3 separate regions of the Homo sapiens genome follow, and all the other regions are linked to region 1. The links are chromatin contacts, found by Hi-C or POLR2A ChIA-PET in ENCODE. All regions are on one chromosome and are shown on one strand. Each heading gives the region's core, a stretch centred on a gene start or an enhancer-like site at or near the end of the contact. The rest is flanking DNA. Distances are from core to core; before and after follow the strand shown.

Evidence for each region. A loop is a pair of places that touch in the nucleus more often than their neighbours do. ChIA-PET counts read pairs that join two places held with the same protein, here RNA polymerase II (POLR2A). Pooled maps may share reads with other maps.
Region 2: a map of B cell shows a loop between it and region 1 (12-fold over the local background). The contact joins the promoter of CASKIN1 here to the enhancer-like site in region 1. A Hi-C loop is called at or near these places in 1 of 168 maps with a recorded cell type or tissue (B cell) and 4 of 50 pooled maps. POLR2A ChIA-PET finds 5 or more read pairs at or near these places in 1 of 52 experiments (activated B cell).
Region 3: a pooled map shows a loop between it and region 1 (6-fold over the local background). The contact joins the promoter of E4F1 here to the enhancer-like site in region 1. A Hi-C loop is called at or near these places in 1 of 37 single-sample maps with no recorded cell type and 4 of 50 pooled maps. POLR2A ChIA-PET finds 5 or more read pairs at or near these places in 4 of 52 experiments (GM12878, MCF 10A, WTC11 and 1 more).

What each region holds. Positions count from the first base shown.
Region 1 is chr16:2,606,355-2,611,463 of GRCh38, forward strand. It overlaps the pseudogene LOC652276. Among named protein-coding and RNA genes, the nearest start is that of FLJ42627, 30 kb to the right of the region's middle. Within about 2 kb of position 1,362, at least 4 of the 41 ENCODE cell types and tissues checked have a DNase peak (open chromatin) inside an H3K27ac peak, as active enhancers do; they include B cell and GM12878, where a contact is called at or near this core.
Region 2 is chr16:2,194,175-2,199,283 of GRCh38, forward strand. It overlaps CASKIN1 (CASK interacting protein 1), which reads right to left and starts at 2,431. Exons shown (of 20, transcript NM_020764.4): 1 at 2,165-2,431. The coding sequence starts at 2,258.
Region 3 is chr16:2,220,750-2,225,858 of GRCh38, forward strand. It overlaps E4F1 (E4F transcription factor 1), which reads left to right and starts at 2,842. Exons shown (of 14, transcript NM_004424.5): 1 at 2,842-3,021. The coding sequence starts at 2,865. RefSeq lists silencers at 2,537-2,676, 2,967-3,056 and enhancers at 2,737-2,906, 3,137-3,276, 4,532-5,032.

The DNA.
Region 1 (5,109 bases), core at 112-2,611:
CTCCAGTGGCTCTGATGAAAGAATGTCCCAGGAGATTCCTCCTAATTAAATGCTGACTGAGGAATCTGAGGAGGGGGGGAAGGGGTGTCAGGAGTGGGAGGCCATTAATGACACGTTGGAAGACAAACAGGATGTTGATTCACCTGTAAAGATCTCCAAGGCCTGACCTCAGAGTTGAGATTAAGGAAAGAATATTCCTCGAGTTGGACTTAAGCATGGATCTGGTGGAAGAGTCCCTGCCTGGATTATTAGACTTGTGTGGAGTGAGCACCTGGGCTTGCAGAGTGTGGGGGTCTGGAGAGGGGTTGGGTGGGGAGATTTAAGGGGGAGGAGTTCCCAAGAAACCATAGAAGCTTTGGGTGCCTGAGAGGTTGGGAGAGCACCCTGCTAAAGCATCCTATCTGGTAGGGAGGGGAGCTCTTGACAGACGGGTTGTTAGGGAGGGTGGTGAAAGCCACGCACATCAAGGGGCTGGCTTGATTGCCCTCTGGCCCCACATCTAAGCTTCTGGGCTGTGACTGCCCCCAACCAAGTCCTCAGAGCCCAGCTTGGGACCCACCACCCGCCATACTCCACGCTCCCAAGCCCTTACTCTGCTGTTCCAAGGGCCGACCTGCTGCCACAAAGTTCTCTTTCTAGACAGCCCGGTGTGAATTCTCACTTCCTCCTGGGACTTCCTCCAGCAGGACTGTGGCTGTGGTGAGCATTTCAGCATCTGCTCATCTGCTGTTCTGTCATCTTTCTCTTCCTTGGTGTCTTCGAGGGCAGGCCAGGTGGAATACGGCTTCCCAAAGACTCGATTCATTTTGGTTAGGTCTCTTGTATTGCATGGTCCCCGGCCCATAGGCATTGTTGAAAACAAAGTCGAGTTTGTTGTTTCCAGCTAAAGCAGCCCCTGCTTTAGTGTGGAGATACTTGAGGAGTTAAAAGGAAACAGGAAATACTACTGCTTTATGGTTGGAAACCACTCAGATGGAGGAGAATTTGGGGAGGCTTCGGTTCCTGCAGCTGAGGCAGCCTTGGAGAAAACTGCACGTGAACTTTTGCCCTTTGAACAGGGCCGTTGTCCCGGCTTGAGGGTTCCAGATGTGGTGGCATCAGATGGGTCTTTGAGGGGTGGGGCAGTCAGGGTGCCTCTAACAGTGTACTGGGTGTTGGCAAGACCTCGGGGGTGGAAAGTTATGGAAGGAATTGTTCAGACAGGGCCCAGTGATGGGGTGTGGGCTAGAGTACCGTCTTTGAAGCCGCTTGGCAAGAGAAGTGGGGATCACGTCTAGTGGAGATGGCAGATGATGTACTGTGTAGCCAGCACTGGTGAGAGACTGTGCCCATCCCGGGCCTGCCTTGTGACTTCGGGTGATTTCCCGTCCCCTGTGAGCTGTAGTTTCTTCCTCTGTAAGGTAAGGGTGACGTCCTCCCCTGAAGATGACAAATGTGGTGCCCCTGCCCCATGCCTGGCACCAGGTCAGTGCAGTCAGGAGAGGCTGTGCCTGGAGGTCTTCGTGTTTGTACTTGTTTTTTTTTTGAGACGGCGTCTCACTCTGTTGCCCAGGCTGGAGTGCAGTGGCGCGATCTTAGCTCACTGCAAGCTCCACCTCCCGGGTTGACATCATTCTCCTGCCTCAGCCTCCTGAGTAGCTGGGACTACAGGCACCCGCTACCACGCCCGGCTAATCTTTGTGTATTTTTAGTAGAGACGGGGTTTCACCGTGTTAACCAGGATGGTCTCGATCTCCTGACCTCCTGATCCACCTGTCTTGGCCTCCCAAAGTGCTGGGATTACAGGCATGAGCCACTGCACCCGGCCTGTACTTGGTTTTTGTTTTTAAATATTTGAGACAGAGTCTCACTCTATCCCGCCTCTATCTGGGCTCACTGCAACCTCTGCCACCTGGGTTCAAGAGATTCTCTTGCCTCAGCCTCCCAAGTAACTGGGATTACAGGCACAAGCCATCATGTCTGGCTGATTTTTATATATTCTGTAGAGATGGGGTTTCTCCATGTTGGCCAGGCTGGTCTCGAACTCCTGACCTCCGGTGATCTGCCCACCTCGGCCTCCCAAAGTGCTGGGATTACAGGTGTGAGTGTACTTTACTTTTAGGAAGGATATGCTAAGAACGCTTTTCCCCTCCCGCAGCCACACTTAATTTCTGTTAATGTCGACCTCTGGCCACACTCAGCCCTGTCAGCCTCGGGTGATGCACCGGAGGTCCCTGAAGGCAGCATGTATGGCCAGGAGTGGCTCGCCCTGCCAGTCCCCCTGCTGCCACCCAGAGCTCTGGCTGACCCTAGCAGCACAGGCCCCCGCTGAGTGGGTCTCCACCTCTGGGGACTGGACCCTGCACTGTGGGGAGGGCAGGGCTTCCTGGGCAGCCCCCGAGTTTTCTTGCAAGAAACCTGACACCCCTGCTCCTGAGAGGGCTCCAGTTCCTGCCGAGCAGAGCAGGACTCTCTGCAGCGACCTCGGCTTGGCAAGACCCCCCGTGGTTCACCTGAAGCATGTTTCTTCCCCGAGAAGCCGCAGGACCTCTTGTGAGGGGCCAGGTCGTGAGTCCACACACGTCTGCTTCTCACTAAGCTTTGAGTCATGTGTGGGGCAGGGACCTCCCAAATTCCAGTTTCTATGCTGGGTGAGGCCGAGAAGCAATGGAAGGGAAGGGTGGTGGGGAGGCAGCAGGCCTGGCGACCAGGGCACAGGGGCCCCACCCTGCTCTCCGAATCTGGCTGCCTTGGACAAGCCTCCTTGGTCTCTGGCCTCAGTTTCCCCATTAGTAATTGGTGACATCAAAGTCCTCTTGTGGGCCAAAGATATGCCACAGCTGCATAAAACAAAACAGAAGAGAGAGTAGAGGTGAAGGTTTTGTGTGCGAAATTGAAACAGAGTCACTTGAAATGGATAATTTCAGAGTAAAAACTAAGTATTTCTAATTAGGTTGATTGCAGATGTTGGTGCACAGGAAATTCTATGCCTTCGCGTCTAGATTTCTGTGGGGCAATTTGACAGAGTTTATCTCCTGGATTGGCTCAGGGCACTGCACCCTCTTGATTTCGTTCCCCTCTGGTGGCACGTGTCTCCGAGCACCGGGAATGACTGAGAGCCGCAGGGCCGACCCTCTTTGCAGAGCTCTGGGAGCTGCGGGAGGGTTGGGCAGCAGCAGGGTTATGTTGGGTTCAGAATCTGGCGTGAGAGCCTGGCAGTCTCCACCCTCATTCCTCACTGCCGTTTTTTTTTTTTTTGAGACAGAGGCTCACTGGATCGCCCAGGCTGGAGTGTAATGCACAATTTTGGCTCACTGCAACGGGGCTGTCAGGTTCAAGTGATTGTCCTGCCTCAGCCTCCCTAGTAGCTGGGATTAGAGGCACCCTCCACCAAGCCTGGCTAATTTGTGTATTTTTAGTAGAGACAGGGTTTCACCATGTTGGTCAGGCTGGTCTTCAACTCCTGACCTCAGATAATCCGCCCGCCTCGGCCTCCCAAAGTGCTGAGATTACAGGCGTGAGCCACCAAGCCCAGCCCTTCACTGCCATTTTCAAGGCTGGTGGTTGCATTAGGGACCTGTTCCTCAGGGGCTGGGGTGCCCCCATGTTGTCTCTGGTGCTTTGCTTGCTGGGTGACAGCATGGAGGGTTGAGGGCTGCAGCCGGAGTCTGGTGACATGAGCAGAGTGGGCAGGCTTCTCACCAGCCTTCTCTGAGTGCTGCTCTCCTAAACAGACTTCCCTCTGTGTTTGTCCTGTGGACTTGGGGAGGGGGCAGCCAGCTCTGTCTGTGGGATCTTCTTCTACCTCCTGAGACTGTGTGTGCCCTGGCTTGGCGCTGCCTCCCGTGCGCTCCTCTCCAGGAGACAACCTTGGCTCCTGCTCTTGGTGTGGCCAGGATCCCTCTTCTCCTCTATGGTTTGGAAACCGGCCTGCCTGGCCTGCGGTGGGTGGCTCCGGCTGAAGGCTGTGACCCCTGGAGATGGGTGGGTCAACCCAGCCTGCTGGGCCCACCCAATACCAGCTTGGGCCCGGCCCCAAGTAGGTCAGATGCCGGTTCAGCAAGGTGCGGGGAAGATGAGGGAGATGACTTGCTAAGAAAAGTCTTAATTATGGCTTTTTTTTTTCAGACGGAGTTTTGTTCTTGTTGCCCAAGCTGGAGTACAATGGCACAATCTTGGCTCACCACAACCTCTGCCACCTGGGTTCAAGCGAGTCTCCTCCTTCAGTCTCCTGAGTAGCTGGGATTACAGGCATGCACCACCACACACAGCTAAGTTTTATATTTTTAGTAGAGATGGTTTCACCATGTTGGCCAGGCCAGTCTCAAACTCCTGACCTCGTGATCCGCCCACCTTGGCCTCCCAAAGTGCTGGGATTACAGGTGTGAGCCACCACACCCAGCCAATTAGGGCTGTCTTACAAAAAAAAAAACCACCACGAACCTTTGCGAGAATCGAGCGCAGCCTGTGCTGGTTGTGTAAGCCGTGGGACACACGGGAAAGCCAGGAAGAAGAGGAAGAGCACCCCCACACCCCACCCGCGTGAAGAAGAGCAACCCCACTCCCCGCCCGTGGGAAGAAGAGCACCCTCACGCCGGGCCCGCAGGAAGAAGAGCACCCCCACGCCCGGCCCGCAGCATCCCGCTGGCTTCCTGGCCACCTCTCCTCACCCATCTTAGAGGCATGGCCGGGCTGGGGCATCTTTCCCTCCTTGGGCAGGTACCGCTGATGGCCTTGTGGGCAGCACAGGGGCCTTACCTGGGTCGGCTCAGGCACTGTTCTGAACATCCGTGAGGTGACCTTGCTCCCTTTGTCTCCGTGAGCCTAGGAGTATATCCTGAATTTTTTATGTTTTTGTACTCCCCATGTTCCATATTTTTGTTTCTGCATCAGGGTGGAGGCTATTGAGCCACATCCCTGACACAAGCAGTGAGCTGCCAAGGCCCTTGCGCCTGAGCTTGGCACTGTCTGGGCCTGGGCTGGTGCCATGAGTAGACCCTGCACGCACTAGGCCAATCTGGAGCACGTGGCTCACCCGAGCTCAAAGCACCGACACCCTGCACGTATATGGATGCGAGTCAGGCCTCAGCGAGACCTGAACCCTGGTAGGATTGAAGAGTGTTGGTTTCA
Region 2 (5,109 bases), core at 1,181-3,680, 410 kb before region 1:
TGGCCCTCGGTGCTCAGGGGTGTCCTCCACGGCATTCTTGGGCCTGCCTCCATGGACAGGGGGCCTCCATGGATAGGGTCCGGGTCAGAGGGAAGAGTGGGTCCCTCCTGGCCAGCAGGAGGCCAGCCCCTGCACCGGCATCTCCCCCAGAACAGGCTCCTCTTCCCCTCAAGGACAGCTGCTAAGTGTGTGCGTGCGGGCACGGGAGGCTCCCTTCAGGGCAGGGCGAGTCGGGGGCTGGCTGAGCCTGGGGTGACTCTGGAGCAGGGGCTGGAGGGAAGGGACTGGGCAACCAGAGGGGACCATGGAAGCAAAGCTCATGGGGACAGCCCTGGGCTCACGGGGCCCTGGAGGATACTGCTGGACACCCCCCACCTCGTGGCCCAAACTCAGCTGTACTTTACTGAATCAAAATACATCTTACTCCAAAGCAGGCCAGCGTTGCCATGACGACGGAGCTAATTCATGGAGGGATTTCTCCTCTGATTTATTACACCCGCCCCTGTGAGTCAGAGAGCAGGAGCCGGGGCCAGGGCAGGTGTCTCTCCTGTCCCAGAGGCCAGGCAAGACAGGCAGAGACCCAGGTGAGAGTGGAAGCCCCCACACCTCCCCAGAATGGCCACAATAGAAGGGAGGAGGAACCTCCCCAGAGCTGAAGCCCCCACTTCCCCAGCCCCTGGCCCTGGGCCGTCCAAGACTGCGGTCATTGCTGGCATTTACTGAGCACTTACTGAATGCCTGGGCTGCAAGTGCCCAGGCTCACTGGTCTTAGGACCCCACCGTGAGGCTGACATCCCATCCTACAGACGAGGAGACTGAGGTCCACTGAGCTGGAGTTGTCTGTGTCCAAGGTCATGCGGCCACTAGGTGGAAACCTTTACCTTGCCTTCCCTCAATCCCTACACCTGCTCTCCAGGCTCAGCTGAGGCTGCCTCTGCCCACAAGCTCTCCCTTTCTGAGCCCCCGGACCTGAAATCAGCTCGGGGCCAGCCTGCAAGGCACCGGTGCCCCCTCTCTCTTACTGCACAGAGTGGACAGGAGCTAGCCAGTCATGGGCTGCTGGTGAAGTACGGGGGAGGGGGTCCTCCTGGGACTCCTAGGTGCCCCCAACAATCTCCCAGAAGCCAGTCCCAGTTCTCGGCATCCCCCTGGAGGAAGGGGAGGGGGACTCTCTGGCTTACAGTCTGTGGGGGTGGAGGGAGGAGGGAGGACGCCCAGACCCCACGTGCCGACCTGCAGAGCCCTGTCCGTGCCCGCACAGGTGCCCTGACACACTGACACGGCTATACGTGCGCAGCCGCACACGCGGCTGGTCCACACGCCCATCCATCCATCTCCGGCGGCCCCCAGGGAGGCTACGCGCTGAGCCAGGATGAGTGCTGGGACCAGGGCTCCAAGCTCCCAGCCCTTTCCTGGGGCCGGCCATAGGGCAAGCTGGGGATGGCCAGTGGTGGTCCCCCACTCCCTCATGGCCTCCTTTCCCAGCAGGGAAGCTGGAGACCCGGCTCTGCTGGAGCCTGCCTGAGCAGGGCCCCAAGCCCTTGCGCCCAGGCCGGCCCTGCCTGGAGTCCAGCCTGCCCTGGGCTGGGCGACCTTGGGCCTCTGCTCTCCCATCAGTAAATGGCACCCCACCGGCCATGCCAGGGCAGCCACACCCCCAGCGTGGTCCTGCCCCCACCTTCCCTGCAAAGCGTGTTATTAAACGTGGGGCGGGAGGGGGTCTGCTAGGGACTGTCACCTCCCGGGTCGCCCCTCGCCGCAGGGGCCCCCTCCCTGTCTTCCCGGTGCGTGTGGTGGGTGGGGGGGGCATCCGCCTCGCCCTTTGAAGGCCCCAGCAGAGACCTCCAGCTGTCAGCCCGCAGCCTGGGAAGGGAGGGGGACAGAGGTAGAGAGAGAGGGATGCGAACGCCCGCGGCCCGGGAGGCGGGTGCCGCCAGGTGCCCGCTGCGGGGCTCACGGTGGCGGCCGGCTCTCGGGGCCGCCCCATCTCCAGTGCTGGGGGCAGCGGGTGGAGGGCACGGACCAAGGGTCTGGGCGCTGCTGGCCCCGCCCCGCCCCCGGGGACCCGACAACGTCCCCTCCCCGCCCGGCGCCGGGTGGGGGGCTCCGCGCCGGGGAGGGGCCCCCGGGGCTCCCACCCGCGCCCCGCGCCCCCGGCACTCACTGGCCTTCCCGGGCCGCGGCCTCTGCAGCAGCCTCTGCGCGGTCCCTACGTCCTCCGCCTTCACCGCCTGCACCAGCTCCTGCTCCTTCCCCATGGCGCGGCCGGGGCCGCAGCGACGCGGCTGCGCTCGTGAGCTCGGCGCGGCTCAGAGGCGGCGGCGGCCCCGCGGCACCGGCCGCCTCCCCCGCCGCCTCCCCCGCCGCCTCCTCGCCGCCCGCCGCCCCTTCGCCCTCCTCGGGCTCCGGCTTGGGCTCGGGCTCCCGGCGCGGAGGGGGCGGGGAGCGCGTCACGGGCGGGGGGCGGCCCGGGGGCGGGGGCGCGCGGCGGGCGCGGGGCGGGGGCGCGGCACCTGGCGCCGCCTCCCGGACGCCGGGGTCCGCTCCCGGGCCGCCGACCTCCGTCAGCCCGCGCCGGCCGCGCGCCCGGGCCCGTGGCTCCGCCCTCCCCGCGCCCGCCCCGGGACGCCCCCTCCCCACGTGCGCGCAGCGCGCTCAGGCCAGGCCTCTGCGGACGCGGGCGGCCTGGGGCTGCTAGCCGGGCTGGGGACGCGGCCGCCGGGGGTGCACTGGGAGCCCCGACGCGGCGGCGGCGCGGGGCTGAGCCCAGAGAGGCTTCCAGAGGCTGCGGGACCCGCGGGGGACGGTTCCGAGGCAGCGGGCGGGCGGGGACCGGGCGCCGAGAGACCCGGGCGCCAGTGCCCCTGGAGCCGGCCCGCCAGGCTGTCAGGCGTTCCTGGCCCAGGGTTCCCGTGGGAGGTGTCGAGGGATTGTGAAGAGGAATCTCCCAATAATGAATTCGGTGTCAGGGAACCCGCACCCCCAACCCCCAAGCATCCTCCTGCTCCTCTCCGCAAATAATGCGGGCGCCACAGCTTCCCCCAGCCTCAGTCCGAAGCCTGACCCCAAGGTAGCCCCCACCACCCCCACTGAGGGAGCTCAACTCCCCACTCCCCGCACCGACTGGGGGTCGCCTCCATCTCCATCCACAGGGGCTGGAACCTCCCGCCGGCACCAACCGACCCCCGGCCCACGTCTGCCCACTCTCCAGCCTGCAGCCCAGGCAGGCGAGTCCTGCTTCCTGGGTGCTGGAGGCCCCGACTTGTGACCCTCTGAGCTCCTGGCTGAAGGCTTGGGCCACCCTGCGCCTCAGGCCCTCTCCCGTCAGGCCTGCAGCATTCTAGAGGCAGATCAGTGGGGGTCTGAGTCCCGACTCAGGCTCCGTTTCCCTCATCACCCAAGCGGGCAAGGCCGTTTGGAGAATTTGGGGAGGGTCGCACCCATTCTATGAGGCATGGCCTGGCACCCCACTCTGTGTGGCCCCAGACCATTGAGCAGGTCCAGGGGGACAGAGGAGGTCAGACAGCAGGGACAGGGAAGGTGACAGGCACCGGGGTCCCGGCATCCTGTGGGCAGCTGGCCGTTCCCGTTCCCTCCGTGGGGTCTCCTGTTAGGTTCAGGTAGCAGCCCTTGGTCTTCCAGCACTCCTGGGAGGGGTCCCCAAATGCTAGGGCCTTTCCTCTTGCCCTTTCCAATGACCAGTTGAGTACCCGCTGGGTCAGGCACTGTGCTGGTCACCTCCTAGATGAGGTTGGACTCACTGTCCCCATTTTACAGATGAAGAAACTGAGGCTCAGAGAAGCCAAGGGGCTCACCTGGGGTCCCAGAGTCTTGAGGTTGTAAGTCTGGGCTTTGCACCCGCACCTCTGGATGTGTCCTATTCCCCCTCTTAGTGGTTTGTGACCATGAGCTGGTCACTTTGTCATTCTTTTTTCTGAGACAGGGTCTCGCTCTGTCGTCCAGGCTGGGGTGCAGTGACGCCATCATAGCTCACTGCAGCCTCAACATCCCAGGCTCAAGCAGTCCTCCCGCCTCAGCCTCCTGAGTAGCGCCCGGCTAATTTTTTTTGATTTTTAATAGAGATGAGGTCTCAGTATGTTACCTAGACTGGTCTCGAACTCCTGGCCTCAAGCAGTCCTCCCACCTCAACCTCCCAAAGTGCTGGGATTGCAGACGTGAGCTACCACACCCAGCCCACTGCCTAAGTGTCTGTGCCCCTCTGTAAAATGAGGATATGCATGCTACCTCCCCTTAGGTTACTGGAGGATAAATTGTGATACTATCCACAAAGCATTTCACGGCAGGACTTAGTAAGTGCTCAAAAAAATGGCTGCTGTAGATATTGTGATATTCTTGGGCCTCTCTGCCTGTGCAGCAACTGTGTTTTGTGCATCTTTGTATCTACGCTACCTTGCAGTGTGAAGAGCACATAGGAAGAACTAAAAATAAAAATAAGATAGCTGCTGGCATTACTATTACTTTTATGTTTTGGACATGTTAAGGCAAACCACCCTGACCTGTGCTTAACACACAAACAGAAGCCCACACACCAAATGTTCAAATATTTAAACGCTACAAATCACGCCAGTCACCTGTTAAGTATGTTCTATTCTCCTACCTTGACAAATATACCTTCATCATGGCCTGAAAGCCCAAGTTCGAATTGAGAATTCTCAGATTCCTCGGGTGATGAACTGGCCCCCGTTTGTAGCTACCTCACCTGTTCTCTGCTCAGCTCCAGCACTGTCCACACCCCATAAACAGGCACCCCCTTAGTCGCTCCTCAGAGCTAGGGTGGGCACCCTGCTGCGTGGCCCACCTTCAGGAGGACAGACTGGGCAGAGGGCTGTGCCGATCCTGGAAGTGGGCTTGGGGCTGTTTGGGCAGGAAACTCCAGGGTCCTACGTGCTCAGAGTGTGGTCTAGAAGGGGCACCTAGGCTCCAGGTGGATTGCTGCTCAGGACCTCAGAGATTCCTCACCCCATGGGGTGCAGTGTGGCAGGAGGGGACCAGAGCCTTCTGCTAGGTGAGGATAAGCCCAGGAGGGACTGGGAAGCGTTGGATCTGATGCTGTAACCAGTAACTTTGGGTGAGTCCCCGATGCTCAGC
Region 3 (5,109 bases), core at 1,592-4,091, 380 kb before region 1:
GCGGGCCCATTGTTACCCCAACCTGACTGCCGATCACCTTACCTGAGCCTGGAGGTGGAGGCTGCTAGGATCACACCAATGCACTCCAGCCTGGGTGACAGAGTGAGACCCTATCTCAAAGCAAACAAAACAGGGCCAGGCGCAGTGGCTCACGCCTGTAATCGCAGCACTTTGGGAGGCCAAGGCGGACGTATCACGAGGTCAAGAAATCAAGACCATCCTGGCTAACATGGTGAAACCCCATCTCTACTAAAAATGCAAAAAAATTAGCCAGGCATGGTGGCGGGCATCTGTCGTCCCAGCTACTCCGGAGGCTGAGGCAGGAGAATGGCGTGAACCCGGGAGGCGGAGGTGGCAGTGAGCCGAGATCATGCCACTGCACTCCAGCTTGGATGACAGAGTGAGACCCTCAAAAAACAAACAATGAAAGTCACATATTGTAGGACATGTTCACAACAGGTAAATTTATCATGGAGGCAGAAGGTAGACTGGCGTCTACCCAGGGCTGGCAGGGAGGGGCGGATGGGGAATCACTGCTTCAAAGGCACAGGTTTCCTTTCAGGGTGCCGGAAAGGTTCTGTACCCACATAGCTGTGATAGTTGCACAACACTGTGAATGTCGCTAATAGTAAATTTTATGTGCACTTACCACAGTTTTTTTTGAGACGGAATCTTGCTCTGTTGCCCAGGCCGGAGTACAGTGGCACGATCTCGGCTCACTGAAACCTCTGCCTCCCAGGTTCAAACGATTCTCCTGCCTCAGCCTCCTGAGTAGCTAGGATTACACGCGTGCACCACCACACCCAGATAATTTTTGTATTTTTAGTAAAGACGTAATTTTGCCATGTTGGCCTGCTTGGTCTTGAACTCCTGATGTCAGGTGATCCACCCACCTCAGCCTCCCAAAGTGCTGGGATTACGGGAGTGAGCCACTGTGCCTGGCCCACAATTTTTTAAAAGTATGTAAGAGGGCTGAGGCAGGCAGATCGCTTGAACTCAGGAGTTCTATAGCAGCCTAGGCAACATGGCAAAAACCCATCTCTACAAAATATACAAAAATTAGCTAGTGATGGGCACCTGTAGTCCCAGCTACTTGGGTGGTTGAGGTAGAGGCTGCAGTGAGCTGAGATCACGGCACTGCACTCCAGCCTGGGCGACAGAGCAAGGTGCTGTTTCAAAAAAAAATCTGGCCAGGCTCGGTGGCTCATGCCTGTCATCCCAGCACTTTGGGAGGCCAAGGGGGACGGATCACCTGAGGTCAGGAGTTCAAAACCAGCATGGCCAACATGGTGAAACTCCGTCTCTCCTAAAAATATAAAAAAATTAGCCGGGTGTGGTGGCAGTTGCCTGTAGTCCCAGCTACTCAGGAGGCTGAGGCAGGAGAATCGCTTGAACCTGGGAGGCGGAGATTGCAGTGAACCAAGATCGTGCCGTTGCATTCTAGCCTAGGTGACAGAGCGAGACTCCATCTCAAAAAACAAAAACAGGCCGGGCGCGGTGGCTCATGCTTGTAATCCCAGCACTTTGGGAGGCCGAGGCGGGCAGATCGTGAGGTCAAGAGCTTGAGACCATCTAGGCCAACATGGTGAAACCCTGTCTCTACTAAAAATACAAAAATTAGCTGGCCATGGTGGTGCACTCCTGTAGTCCCAGCTACTCGGGAGGCTGAGGCAGGACAATCATTTGAACCCAGGAGGCGGAGGCTGCAGTGAGATCGCGCCATTGCACTCCAGCCTAGGTGATAGAGTGAGACTCTGTCTCAAAAACAAACACCCCAAACAAACAAAAACCAAAAACAACCCCCATCTCCAAAACCAAAAATTCAACGTGGCTGGGAGTCGTGGCTCACGCCTGTCATCCTAGCACTTTGGGAGGCCGAAATGGGAAAATGGTTTGAGGCTAGGAGTTTGAGACCAGCCTAGTCTAAACAGCAAGACCCTGTCTCTATTTAAAATACATAATGCAAATAAATTTTAAAAAATTTAAAAAGTGGCTGGGCACGGTGGCTCACGCCTGTAATCCCAGCACTTTGGGAGGCCGAGGCGGGCGGATCACGAGGTCAGGAGATCGAGACCATCCTGGCTATCACGGTGAAACCCCGTCTCTACTAAAAATACAAAAAATTAGCCTGGCGTGGTGGCGGACACCTGTAGTCCCAGCTACTCAGGAGGCTGAGGCAGGAGAATGGCGTGAACCCGGGAGGCAGAGCTTGCAGTGAGCCGAGATCGCGCCACTGCACTCCAGCCTGGGCGATAGAAAGAGACTCCGTCTCAAAAAAGAAAGAAAAAAAAATTAAAAGTATATAAAAGAATAAAACAGCTTCGCAGAGCTACCCATGAGCCATCCCCGACCCGTGTTCTTTTCCCGTGACCCGGGTAACCATCTTGGGAGGCTCTAACACCCTAGGCGGTCAGTGGGCAGCAGGCACCACACCCCTGGTTGGAGCTGTGGCGGCTTCCCAGCAGCAGCCGCGGGCGGGGCGACCTGTCCTTAGGTACGGAAGCGCTGGGGCGCGGCTGCCTAGCAGCCGCCAGTCCGCTCGCCCCTCGCGTTCTCTGGCTCTCAAATCCGAGTGCAGCCTCGAACATAGGTCCTTCTGCCGCCCCGCCCCCTGGCTGGCAATCTGCTCCACCGTAACCACGCCCTCCCCACAGTCCCGCCCCATCTTCGCTCTCAGCGCGCCCGGCCCCGCCTCTGCCCTTTAAGGCCACACCGCTATCCAGGCCCGGCTCCCCGCCTGTCCGTCAATCCGCTCCGGTTCTGCCCCGCCCTCCTCTTGCCGTTCCCTCACGCTGGCCTCGGCGCGGCCCGTTGTTATGACGACATGGTCGTAAATCCGCCATCTTCCTGCGGCGCGTTGCGACATGGAGGGCGCGATGGCAGTGCGGGTGACGGCCGCTCATACGGCAGAAGCCCAGGCCGAAGCCGGGCGGGAAGCGGGCGAGGGTGCAGTTGCGGCGGTGGCGGCGGCCTTGGCCCCCAGCGGCTTCCTCGGCCTCCCGGCGCCCTTCAGCGAGGAAGGTAACCGGGCCGACCCGGAGGGTGCGGCCGGGGTGCGGGCAGTTCATCCCGGGCTGGCAGAGGCCCGGATGGCCCGAGCTGCGGGCTCGACCGACCCTCCCAGACCCAGACACCTCGCGGATCTCGCGGGACCCTCACAGCCCTCCACGAAACCCCCAGGTTTGCTGCGACCCTCACGGGCCTCTCCTGCGGGGCGCCTGTCATCCCCCCTCTCTGGTGTGCGTCCACAAGTGCTCGCGGGTTGCTGAGCCCCCGGGCGCCCGGTGTAGACATTCGCAGACGCCGGCGTCCCGGCCCTTCTCTGCCTCCGATGCCTGAGCCTGGCCCTCCCCTCCTCTGGGCCCCTTCCTCCTGCACCTGATGGGCGTCTAGGGCCCTGTTGGTGGTTCCAAGAGGGTGGGGCCTCGGTTTCTCCAGGATCTGGGCTCTGGGCCTGTCCGTAGGGAGGCAGCAGAGCCTAGTGCAAGAGGGCTGGTGCACTGCAGCCAGCCTGTGGCCCCTTCCAGTCCCACACTTGCCGCTTTCTAGTTCTTTGATCCTGGGTAGGTGACCCTACCTCTGTGAACCTCTATTTCCCCTACAGAATGGGGCGGCGGCTTCTGCCAGTAATGTAACAAGCCCTTATCCTGCTTTAGGTTTTTTCATTCTCAAACCAGTCCTGACAGGTGGATGTTATTGTTATTCTCATTTTGGGGATGAGGAAAATCGAAGGTTGGAGACCTGAAAGTGACCGGGTGGGCTGGGTGCGGTGGCTCACGCCTGTAATCCCAGCACTTTGGGAGGTCGAGACGGGCGGGTCACGAGGTCAGGAGATGGAGACCATCCTGGCCAACATGGTGAAACCCGTCTCTACTAAAAATACAAAAAAACAAAATTAGCCGGGCGTGGTGGCGGGCGCCTGTAGTGGGGAGGCTGAGGCGGAGAATGGCGTGAACTCGGGAGGTGGAGCTTGCGGTGAGCCGAGACCGCGCCACTGCACTCCAGCCTGGGCGGCAGAGCCGGACTCCGTCTCAAAAGAAAAGAAAATGACCAGGGTCACCCAGGTAGTTAAGTAGCAAGGGTTGGATTGGATCTCAGCACTGTGAAGGCCTTCACAGCCCCTTTAACTTCCGGGCTCTGCTGCCTCATAGAAGCATCATGGGAATTAAAATAAAGATTGTGGCCAGGCGCAGTGGCTCACGCCTGTAATCCCAGCACTTTGGGAGGCCAAGGTGGGTGGATCACCTGAGGTCAGGAGTTCGAGACCAGCCTGGCCAACATGGTGAAACCCCTTCTCTACTAAAAATACAAAAATTAGCTGGGCGTGGTGGTGCGCGTCTGTAATCCCAGCTACTTGGGAAGGTGAGGTAGGAGAATTGCTTGAGCCCAGGAGACGGAGGTCGCAGTAAGCCGAGATCGCACCACTGCTCTCCAGCCTGGGTGACAGAGCAAGACTGTCTCAAAAAAAGAAAAAAGATTGTGTGTCATGTGCCGAGAGCAGTGTTGGGGATGCACTAAGGGCTCATTCCTGGGGGCACTGAGAGCTTTTGGAGATGGAGCTTGGGTCTGTACCCTCTGAGCTTGTCCTATGAGGCTGCAGATGGCTGGGCACTGTGGCTCATACCTGTAACCCCAACACTTTGGGAGGCTGAGGTGAGAGGATCACTTGAGCCCAAGGAGTTCCAGACCAGCCTGGGCAACATAGTAAGACCCCGTCTCTATTTTCTTTTTTTTTTTTTTTGAGACGGCGTTTCTCTCTTGTTGCCCAGGCTGGAGTGCAATGGTGCGATCTCGGCTCACCGCAACCTCCGCCTCCCGGGTTCAAGCTATTCTCCTGACTCGGCCTCCTGAGTAGCTGGGATTACGGCACGCGGCATCACACCCGGCTAATTTTGCATTTTTAGTAGAGACTGGATTTCTCCATGTTGGCCAGGCTGGTCTTGAACTCCCGACCTCAGGTGATCTGCCCGCCTCAGCCTCCCAAAGTGCTGGGAATACAGTCGTGCGCCACCGTGCCCGGCTCCTCCCAGTCTCTGTTTAGGAAAAAAAAAAAAAAAAAAAAAAGGCTGGGCGCAATGGCTCGCGCCTGTAATCCCAGCACTTTGGGAG